Regions from separate parts of the Homo sapiens genome. Here region 2 is linked to region 1. The links are chromatin contacts, found by Hi-C or POLR2A ChIA-PET in ENCODE. All regions are on one chromosome and are shown on one strand. The core of a region is the stretch at or near the end of the contact, and the rest is flanking DNA. Distances in the headings are between cores, read along the strand shown. Region 1 overlaps LDLRAD3 (low density lipoprotein receptor class A domain containing 3). Region 2 overlaps TRIM44 (tripartite motif containing 44).

What was found. Hi-C counts contacts between places; a loop is a spot of excess contacts on that map. ChIA-PET counts read pairs that join two places held with the same protein, here RNA polymerase II (POLR2A). Pooled maps may share reads with other maps.
Region 2: a loop to region 1 is called in a map of PC-9, with 3 times the contacts of the local background. The contact joins two enhancer-like sites. A Hi-C loop is called at or near these places in 1 of 168 maps with a recorded cell type or tissue (PC-9) and 4 of 50 pooled maps. POLR2A ChIA-PET finds 5 or more read pairs at or near these places in 1 of 52 experiments (Panc1).

The regions. Positions count from the first base shown.
Region 1 is chr11:36,146,069-36,151,426 of GRCh38, reverse strand. All of the region lies in intron 4 of LDLRAD3 (low density lipoprotein receptor class A domain containing 3), which reads right to left. Among named protein-coding and RNA genes, the nearest start is that of MIR3973, 140 kb to the right of the region's middle. RefSeq lists enhancers at 1,378-1,557, 1,437-2,010, 950-2,149. Within about 2 kb of position 1,571, at least 14 of the 41 ENCODE cell types and tissues checked have a DNase peak (open chromatin) inside an H3K27ac peak, as active enhancers do; they include PC-9 and Panc1, where a contact is called at or near this core.
Region 2 is chr11:35,792,307-35,797,888 of GRCh38, reverse strand. All of the region lies in intron 4 of TRIM44 (tripartite motif containing 44), which reads right to left. Among named protein-coding and RNA genes, the nearest start is that of TRIM44, 130 kb to the right of the region's middle. Within about 2 kb of position 1,293, at least 5 of the 41 ENCODE cell types and tissues checked have a DNase peak (open chromatin) inside an H3K27ac peak, as active enhancers do; they include PC-9 and Panc1, where a contact is called at or near this core.

The DNA.
Region 1 (5,358 bases), core at 322-2,821:
CTGAGATTATCTATATGAAGGTCTTGGCACAGTGGCCAGCAGTGCCTCTCTTCTGTATTCGATGTAAATGGCACCCCCTGAAGTTTTGCGATGTGCACCCCTGGCCCATCTTACTACACAATACTGTGTATTGTGTAGTAAGTGCTCAATACACAGTAGCTGCTATTATGACTGTCTCTAATGTTACCATGTGGGTACATCAGAGCTGGGATAGAATTCAGGTCATTCCCAGATATGAGCATGATTCACTGAAACAGCACCATGTGAATTACAATTTGAACAACTGGAAACCTCTGGCCTGGCTAGACTGGTGAGGGCGTTCTAGACAGACAGAAAAGTGTGCCTGAAAGGTGGGAAACCAAGGATTGTTCAGAGGTGCCTATGGGTGCATGTGGTGAACAGATCAGACCTCGGAGAACTTTCCATGTCCAGTAAGAGATTCAGCTTTATGCTACTGGCAATGAGGGGCTATTGTGTGTTTGAACACAGACAGCAAGACAAGCAGGACTGGGCTTTCAGTGACAAGGACTGGAGGTCAGGAAGGCTCATTAGAAAGCTACTGCAAAAGCAGGAGGTAGAGAGAAGGCCAGAATTTGGGCATGGGCATTCAGCTTCAACAAGGGATCTTTCTTTCTTTCTTTCCTTTTTAATTTTTTATTTATTTATTTTTTTGAAACAGAGTCTTGCTCTGTTGCCCAGGCTGGAGTGCAGTGGCTCAATCTTGGCTCACGGCAACCTCTGCCTCCTGGGTTCACACCATTCTCCTGCCTCAGCCTCCCAAGTAGCTGGGACTACAGGCGCCCGCCACCACGCCCGGCTAATTTTTTTTGTATTTTTAGTAGAGATGGGGTTTCACTGTGTTAGCCAGGATGGTCTTGCCTTTTTTATTTTTTTTTAAAGAGACAAGGTCTCGCTCTACCACCCACGCTGGAGTGCACTGGTACAATTATAACACACGGCAGCCTGGGACTCCTGGGTGCAAGTGATCCTCCCACCTCAGCCTCCTGGGTAGCTGGGACTACAGGCGTGTGGTACCACGCCTGGCTAATTTTTAATTTTTTTGTAGAGATGAGGTCTCACTTTGTTGCCCTGGCTGTTCTCAAACTCCTGGCCCCAAGTGATCCTGCTGCCTCAGCCTCCCAAAGTGTTGAGATTACACGTGTGAGCCACTGTGCCTGCCTTCAACAGGGAATCTTTAAAGAGTAATATTCATGCCTCATTTATGGAACAAATATTGTTCTCAGTTCTCAGATACCGGTGTCCAAGACAGACACAGCCACTAGGAGGCAACATTGTTCTTCCCTAGAGATGGGACACCACACAGTCCCCAGGTAAACGATACCCCCTGCAGCCTGGTGGATAGTTCAAGAAAGCTGTTTTGGGGAATGAAAAAGGACACCCCACCTTCCACCTCATCCTACCACACTCCCTATTCCACCGTTCACGCCTGCCCTGGCCTGGTGAATGCCAAAGCAATGCTGTAAGAGAGACCCAGGGCTTTAGCCCTCAATTCAGCCACATTCATGAGTCATGAGTCATGAGGAACATGAGTCATGAGGAACAGTCATGAGGAACACATTCATGAGTCATGAGGAACAGACGCAGAGCCTCAATGGGGCCCCAAGTCAGCAAGGGATGCACCTGCCCCAGCACTTCTGGAAGCTCTGGCACTGTGTTCAGTGCCCTCATACCCTGGTCACCAAGCCCCAGGAGATGGTTTTCTACCCAATTACCAACTGAGACAAACGTGGCAGGACACTACAGCGCTGGGAGCCACAGACCCTGGCCACCAGCCCAGAAGCAGACTCACAGCTCTGACATTTTCAACAGGTAGATAGGAGCAGCGAACAGATTCAAACTCCCTCTCATCCTCATCTCTCACCAGCTGGACAACACTGCTGTGCAGGGACAGCGTCTCAGACACAGACGGTGCTTCTTGAATCATTTGTCTTTCTGGGGCCTTCCAAGTTGGGTTATTTTGTCCTATCCTTTCTAGCGACTGCATACTGATACTTTCTTTCCCCTTTTTCTCTTGCTTCCTGCCAACTTAACTTTATCCAGGATGGTCTTTGCATTTGTTGTGCCCACAACTCTCCAACCGCTATTCTTTTGTAGATTTTATCTGACAGATTTCATTTTACCTTCTGCACAGGCATCTGACCATCCCCTGACGTCTGATGTCTTCTCCCCTCCCAGGCCTGAGTGCCTGATCATTCCCTCAAGAATCTTGCAGAAAGGCCATCTTCCCTGGCTACTCCCAAATGGAGTTCAAAGCTCCCCTTTTCTGCTACCTTGGTACTCAACAGAACTCATCATGTGGGCATGAGTCTGTCCCTCTTCTTAGATAAGGAGTTTCCAGACGCTGTGGCCAGGTGTTCTCTCTTTATCATCCCAGTGTGCGACATGGGGCCTGGTTCATCATACGTATCAACACAGTTGGCTAAATGGATGGATGCACAAGGTAGACTGAATGAAGGACCATTTCACTAACTTCATTTGTCTCTCCTAGAGCAGCTGCCACCACCATCTGTTACAAAACCTTCAAACTGAAATGTTACTTCAATTCCTTTCCAACACTTTCTGCCTACCCAAGCCAGGGGATGCCTCCTTCACAGAGCTGGTCATCTGTGGGTAGCAGAAGACAAGTGAATGCACCATGTCCCTCAGACCTTTGAAGATATAGCTTGGGAGTCTTGCTGGGGTAAAGTGGTCCTGGCTCCATTCCCTGGCTGCTTCATGTTCCCAAGGGTCATACAAAGACCCAGAGTCTGAGACTGCAGAAAACCCCAAGACGGCCCTATCTCCTTCTCCTTGGCTGTCACTCAGATTCCCACCCAAACCTCCTCCAACTCCATGACTCTAAACACAGGATAGACTGAAGCATTCCCTTCTAGTTCTACTGGTAAATATAACTGTCAGAAGATTTTTCCAAAAGCAGGCAGTGAGAGAAAAATCATAAAGGCAGCAAAGTCCTCGTTAGGGAATAGAAAAGTTGGATTTGCCACCAAATGAACCGAGATGCCCCTACAGTCACCCCAGAAAATACACCCTGAGTGTATCGAGATAGTCATCTGAGCACTCGCAGATGTCTCCTTCCCGCTTCCAGATCCCTAAAGTGACAGGGCAGGGGTTAAAACACAAAGATCACAGGGTTGAGAACCAAGGAGAGGACCATCACTGGGCTCCTTTTCTAAAATCCCTATGCTAGATATATAACATTTATTTAATAAGAAAAACAGAAACAATGAAAACAATCTGGCCAGGTGTGGTGGCTCACGCCTGTAATCCCAGCATTTTGGGAGGCCGAGGTGGGCAGATCACTGAGGTCAGGAGTTCAAGACCAGCCTGGCCAACATGGTGAAACCCCGTCTCTACTAACAATACAACCATTAGCCGAGGCTGGTGGTGGGTGCCTATAATCTCAGCTACTCGCAAGGCTGAGGCAGGAGAATCGCTTAAACCTGGGAGGTGGAGGTTGCAGTGAGCCAGGATTGCACCACTGCACTCCAGCCTGGGCAACACAGTGAAACTCTGTCTCAAAAGAAATAAAAATAAAAATAAAAAACAACTAATGGAAAAAAGGAAAAGAAATAAAGGCCCAGGCAATAAAGACTCAAGCTGGTGGCTCACCCTTGTAATACCACAGGGCATATGCAAAGTCAGGTATTGCTTTGCAGTGATGTAAGAGGTCAGAATCACAGGAGTCTGGCAACTGCAGTGTCAGATACATCATACCACAGCCCCATGAGGAGATATTCTGAAACACTGATTGTTTTAGGAATTGTTAATAACTTGAGAATGTGTACATGATACTATGTGTAGGGGGTTGAACTGTGTCCCTCAAAAGTTATGTCCATGTTCTAACCCCTGGTGCCTGTGAATATGACTTTATTTGGAAAACGGGGTCTCTGCAGATGTAATTGAGTTAAGGAACTTTAGATGAGATCATCTTGCATTTAGACTTGACCCTAAGTCAAATGACTGGTGTCCTTTTAAAAGTAAATAGAGGGGCCGGGTGTGGTGGCTCATGCCTGTAATCCCAGCACTTTGGGAGGCCGAGGCGGGTGGATCACAAAGTCAGGAGATTGAGACCATCCTGGCTAACATGGTGAAACCCTGTCTCTACTAAAAATACAAAAAAATTAGCTGGGTGTGGTGGTGGGTGCCTGTAGTCCTAGCTACTCGGGAGGCTGAGGCAGGAGAATGGCATGAACCAGGGAGGCGGAGCTTGCAGTGAGCCGAGATCATGCCACTGCACTCCAGCCTGGATGACAGAGCAAGACTCCGTCTCAAAAAAAAAAAAAAAAAAAAAAAAAAAAAAAAAAAAAGTAAATATGGGGGCCAGTCATGGTGGCTAACGCCTGTAATCCAGCACTTTGGGGGCCAAGGTGGGTGGGTCACTCGAGGTTAGGAGTTGGAGACCAGCCTGACTAACACGGTGAAACCCTGTCTCTACTAAAAATACAAAAATTAGCTGCATGTGGCAGTATGCATCTGTAGTCTCAGCTATTCAGGAGGCTGAGGAGAGAGAATCACTTGAAGCTGGGAGGCGGAGGTTGCAGTGAGCCAAAACCACGCCACTGTACTCCAGCCTGGGTGACAAAGCAAGATTCCATCTCAATCAATCAATAAAATAAAATAAAATAAAATAAAGTAGAGGGAAATTTGGGACACAGAGACAAGAAATCTTGGGACTCCGGGGAGAATGCCAGGTGAAGACGGAAGCAGAGATTGCAGGGATGCGTCTACAAGCCAAGAAATGCCAAGGATTGCTGGAAGCTGCCAGAACCTAGGAGAAAGGTATGCAGTGAATTTTCCCTCAGGGTCCGCAGAAGGAACAAACCCTGCTGATGCCTTGATTTGGACTTCTCTTCTGAACTGTACGAGAATAACTGTCTGTTTTTTTAAGCCACCAAATCTGTAGTAATTTATGCAGCCTGAGGAAACCAATATACAATATACTATGATATGTAGAAGCAGCTTATATAGCTCTTTACAGGATAATCTCAATTATATGGTATGAAAAGGATGGACAATGGGTGTATATTACTCCTATAAAGAGAGAAAAGGTTATGAGAAACATACAAAAAGTTTGCCATCTCTTATCACTGATGGATTATCTAAAAGCAAAGCCTTGCTGCCATGTAGCAGTTCTTACTTTCATCGGACATTTGATATTCAAAATAATCCAGGGAGGTAAGTGCACAGGGTGACATTATTCTGATTTTATGGGTGACAACTTGAGTTGGAGTGTGATCAGGAGGCTGAGCAGTGACTGAGTCTGAATAAGAATTTAGGTCTTGGTGCTTCTCACCAGCACCCATTCATTTGGCTATTTACCTGGTGTTATGGGCTGAA
Region 2 (5,582 bases), core at 44-2,543, 350 kb after region 1:
GATACCTTCATACTAAAGTTCATATTTTGAGATTTCCTTAGTTTTTCCCTAAAGTCCCTTTCCTGCTCCAGATTTCACTCAGAATACCACATTTCATCATTAAGTTTCCATAGGCTCCTCTCGGCTCTGACAGTTTCTCAGACTTTTCTTGTTTGTGATGGTGAGGACGGTTTTGAGGGGTGCTGATCAGGTATTTTGCAGAATGTCCCTCAATCGGAAGCTGTCTGATGTTTTTCTCACAATTAGCCCATGGTTATGGGCTTTTGGAAGGAAAATTACAGAGGTAAAGTGCCATTATCATTACATCATATCAAGGGTTGATACTATCAATATGACAGCACTGTTGAAGGTGGCCTTGACCACCTGGCTGAGGTAGTGCTTGTCATGTTTTTCTATGGTATGGCTACTCTTTTTTCCCATTCCCACAGTGTATTCTCTGGAAGGAAGTCACTACGAGCCACCTATACTTAAAGAGTGAGGAGTTACGTTCCCTCTCCTTGAGGGTGAAATATCTACATACATTATGTGGAATACTTTCAAACATGAGCTTTGTCTCTTCTCCTTCATTTATTTATTTGATCATTTATATCAGAATGGACTCATGGATGTTTATTTTATTCTTTGGGTTATAATCCAATATTACTATTTTGTTGCTCAAACTGCTCAGCTTTGGCCTTTGAGTGCTCTGTTAGTTGGGTCCTATGTTCCATTGACATATCCCCATCAATAACGGTTTTCTGGTTTTTTGTTTTGTTTTTGTTTTTGAGCACTTCCCTACTTTCTAGCACTACACAGCCTTCAGGCTTAGCTATTTCCTCCCCAGACCTAAAATCAGATATTCTGCAAAGAACACAAGAGATATGGTTTTAGAGGCATTTGATACTACCCTCCAGAAATCTTATATTGATTTACAATCATTACTCACATCGGCACAGGAATGCCCATTTTCCCCACACCCTTGCCAATAACGGGGCAATTTCAAAGTGTCTGCAGGGAGATGACCTGGCATGGGATACAGTGTGTGCATATATATGCATGTATGGGTCTATCTGTTCCATCTCTTTAAAATAACTTCTACATTACTCAGTTTCCTGTTGAACTTCAAGAGAAAAATGCCCTGGGGCCAGTTAAGTTTTTCCTTTTCTTTGCCTTTACATTGGCCTTCCCCAGCTTCCCTTTCCTCCCCCCAGTGCTGCTGGATTTTCTATCACTGGCGATCTCCTGTGATGAGGTCTGAAAGGAACCTTTCCTATACCCTCTACTAGGGCCCAGGCAATTTCAGGGGGTGGAGAGTTAGAAGCAGAAATTAGCCCAAGGACTTGCCTTCCCTGCTTCCTGTACCTTCAGGAAATCCACCTGACCCAGTTTCCTCATCTTCTTTTGGCATGTGTATAATGGAAACCAAATCTCTCTCAAGCAGTTTCCTTCCATAGAAATCTTAAACATAAGATTTAATAAAATGCTGGACTTCAAATTTCCTGTTGCCTCAGCTGCTGTATCTCACAAGTTACCAAAGAGAAAAAGAGAAAGGATCAATAAATAAATATACTTGACACTTATCTCTAATCTCTGTCTGAATAGAGATTCACGCTGTATGTGTGCATGCACAAGTGTGTGTGTGACAGCGAGCGAGCGAGGCAGATACACACACGTGCGCGCGCGCACACACACACAGAAAACAGTTCTCAGTAGCTTTGGGAGTCCCATGATGATGACCTTCAACTGAAGTTGTAGGAAGTTGGAAGTATACCAACCCATAATGACCTAGTGCTACTTTTCATATGGCAGCGGGTTATGAATATGGACCTAGGAGTCACAAACACCTGGGTTTGAATCACAGCTCTGCCACTTACTAGCTGTGTGATTTTGAGGTCGGTGTTCGTACTTGGAAATAGTGGACAATGTAGTACCTACCAGAAGAGCTGCTGGAAGGATTAAATTAGATTAATGTATATGAAGTGGTTGGCAGATATATAAAGAGCTTGACATAGTACCTATCACACAATAAGTGCTCAAAACATTTTATAGTTATTTAATAACATCATATGAAGAAACCAAGACTAAGAGAGACTAAAAGTCATACAGTGAGTTGATGGTAGAGTGAGATCGACTGGAAGTCAGTTTCTGGCTCCTGAATATTTCACCATACCTGCAACACCCATTTCCTCTGAAACTGCTATCTATTAAAAAAAAACGGGAAGAGTTAACACTGTTGTCACCTGTACACTCTAGGCACCATGCTGTCATTCCAATGGGCTAAAGATTCCTTCTCAAGTTTGTTCTTTTAGTGTACAGGCCATTTAAAAAATAAAGACGGTGACAGCTATCATGAATAAGAATGCATTCTATGTGCCAAGCATGGTGCTCAAAATCTTAGCAGCACCATCTCCCTATCCCACTGAGTCCAATAGCATGTCCTATTGACTCACCCTGCACAACCTCTCCCATGTGTGTCCATTCATCTTCTCCACTGCTGCCACCATCTCCTGCTTGAACTATTGGAGTTGCTTCTTGACTAGTCTTCCTACTTCTAATCTTAATGCACTATTGCCTATTATCCAAACTGTATTCAGAATAATATTTCAAAAATGTGCAATAGATTATATCAGTACCCCATTTAAAAATCCTTCAATGGCTTCCTATAACCCCTAGAATAAAGTCCATAGCCCACAGATTCCTACATGCTTTGGCCCCTCTCTCCCTTTCCAGCCTGATTCATGCCACCTTCCAGCCACGCTGGCTTTCTTTCTGTTCCCCAAGTAAGCTGATCTTGTTTGTGCCTTAAGGCTTGTGCTTTGCTGGTCTGCCTCAAAGCTCTTACCCTCACATCTTGGAATGAATGACTCATTAACATTCAGGTCTCAGCTCCAATATCATCTTTTCAGATGCTGTCCTGGACCAGGAAATCTAGAGTAGCCACCCCATCCCTGTACTATTACACTAAATTGCTGTATTGTCTTCATAGCACTGATCACTATCTAAAATTATTTTGTGGTGGCAAACGGCTTTAACTATTTTGTTCCCTGCCGTATCACCAGTACCTGGTAATGTGCTTGGCACTGGTGAAACTGCAACAAATGTTTTTGAGTGAATGAATAAATGATCAAAACAATCGTATAAAGCGTGACTGTTCAAGAAACCTTCCCAGGCAAACCATGGGCCACTTGCTGGTCATGGAGACACTGCCTAGGAATCTCATGAACAGCTTACTTTGACAGGTAAATCCAACCTCCATTTCTTTTCTAATTGTCTCTGCAATGACCAGGCACACATAACCACTGGAGCTCTAGACTGAATTAAAATGCTGCATCATAAACTGATTATTCTTACAAACAAGTAAGCCTTACTGGAAGCCGTATGAGTAAAGGATGGCGTGGCCCATGGACAGGGAATACTGTTACAGTGACAAAGCAGAAGCAAGCTCATATCCAGCCTTCCCTAAACAAAGAAACCTGAAGAACAAATTCACCTCCATGAAGAAATGTTCTCATCTGGCTTCTCTATAAAACAGCTGTGTGTTTGCCAACTTCTAACTCTCCACAACCCAGCTGTGAGCTGTTCTCAAGGCAGGCTTGGATTCTAATACTTTATCCACCTCTTACCCTAACAGTCTATGAAGGGAGAGAGATGAGGATGATATCAAGTCAGCAAGGCCAAGATAGAGGTGAGGGGATACTTAATTCATGGCTCCCCTCTTTCCCTCAGATGAAATGTCAGCTGAGGCATGGATCCAGAAGTGGGAGAGCTGGGTTAGTTATTGTGGTGGTTGAGACTGATCATGGAAAAAGCACACAACTAAGTTTTGAGACCCCATTCCAGCATGCATTAGCAGTACAACCTTGGGTGAGATGCCTCTTTAAAGTTTCCATATCTGTAAAATGAGGATAATTATACATTATAAGCACTTACAATTAATAAATGGAAGTTATTACTTGCTAGACACTGAACTAATTAATCACTTCATCCAAATCTTTACAGTTTTCATAATAACCCTGTGTAACAGCATTAACACTCCATTTTACAGACGAAGAAAATACAGAGTAGACAAAGGAAGTAACATCCCAAGGTCCCACAATCCTAGGCAGCGCTGAAACTACCATGGCCTGGCTCTTGTTTTTGGCCCCGGGCAATGAGGAGTGAAGGGAGCACATGAGGGGGCTTGTGACATCAGCTGGCTGCATTTATTCAGCTGGGTTATTGGTAATGCCTCATTACTAGTAGCAGAGGAGGTAACTGGTACCTTGTTGCTAAAGATGTTCCAAGGCCTTGGCAGACTCAAACTCCAGTCTGGGCACCAATTACTCGAAAACTTTCTCCTCGTTACAGGGGATCCCAATAGTCTCTTAGTTTATTTATTTATTTTTGAGACAGAGTCTCACTCTGTCGCACAGGCTGGAGTGCAGTGGCGTAATCTTGGCTCACTGCAACCTCCGCCTCTTGGGTTCAAGCGACTCTCCTGCCTCAGCCTCCTGAGTAGCTGGGATTACAGGCACACACCACCATGCCAGGCTAATTTTTGTATTTTTAGTAGCGACGGGTTTTCACCATGTTGGCCAGGCTGGTCTCGAACTCCTGACCTCAGGTGATCCGGCTGCCCCAGCCTCCCAAAGTGCTGGGATTACACGTGTGAGCCATTATGCCTGGCCCCAATAGTGTCTTTTTATTTGTTGTTTGTTTTTTAAAAAAGAAGCCGCACAGCTAGATTTCTTTTTTTTTTTTTCAGTTTTTATAACTGCAGCCGGTCATGACTCTCCTGTTGTAACCTGGCTGCAAAGTGGCCATTTCCCTCAGATTCTCATCTTGGTTCTTGTGGGCTCCAGCAAACAGTCATGTAAAAGGGCCTGCCACCAAAACCTGTTCCCCTGAACTTAGGACAGAATCTCGTTGGGTCAGATATTGGTTTCATTTTCAATCCTGCCTGTCCTGCAGTGAGAGGCACCAAGGTCTCACTCATTTAATTAGGTTACATAGAAATATCTTTCAAGGTTTGAGCTGATTTTCACTAGACCCTACCAAAGGATGAAATTTGAATTAAGTGCCATCAGGGAACCAGTGATGCAGGTGGTCTGACACATCACTGCTCTATCCTTGCAGCCTCCAGAGGTTCAGGGCTTCAGTGCACCTCAGCACCGTTATGTTGTAAAAGTCAGTCTTTGTCACTTGAGCTCTTTGGAGGCTGCATTTGTTTCTCATTCACTATTTTACCCCTAGTTTGGCAACATGCCTGGCACTGAAGACATTTGGCAGCTGGCATATGGCAGCTCTCATAACTTGCTTTGGCCCAGAAGGAGGGATTTCACTGGTGAGATAAGAGGCAGGGAAGGTAAACCTTCAAGGTAAAAACTACATCCAGCAGGAAAGCATACCTTTCTCTACGAGCACTAAGATCTGTCTACTTGAAGAATTCCTACAGGAGGTAGTATAATATGTTAGGATCATCCACTTTGGAATGAGACCAGGATTACTTACCATCCAAGCCCTTCAGCTCTGAGCTGTGTAACTTTGGCAAAGCTATTTAACATCTAGGCCTCAGTTTCCTCATCTGTGAAATGGGGAGTCATTCCTTCATTTGTGCTTTCAGT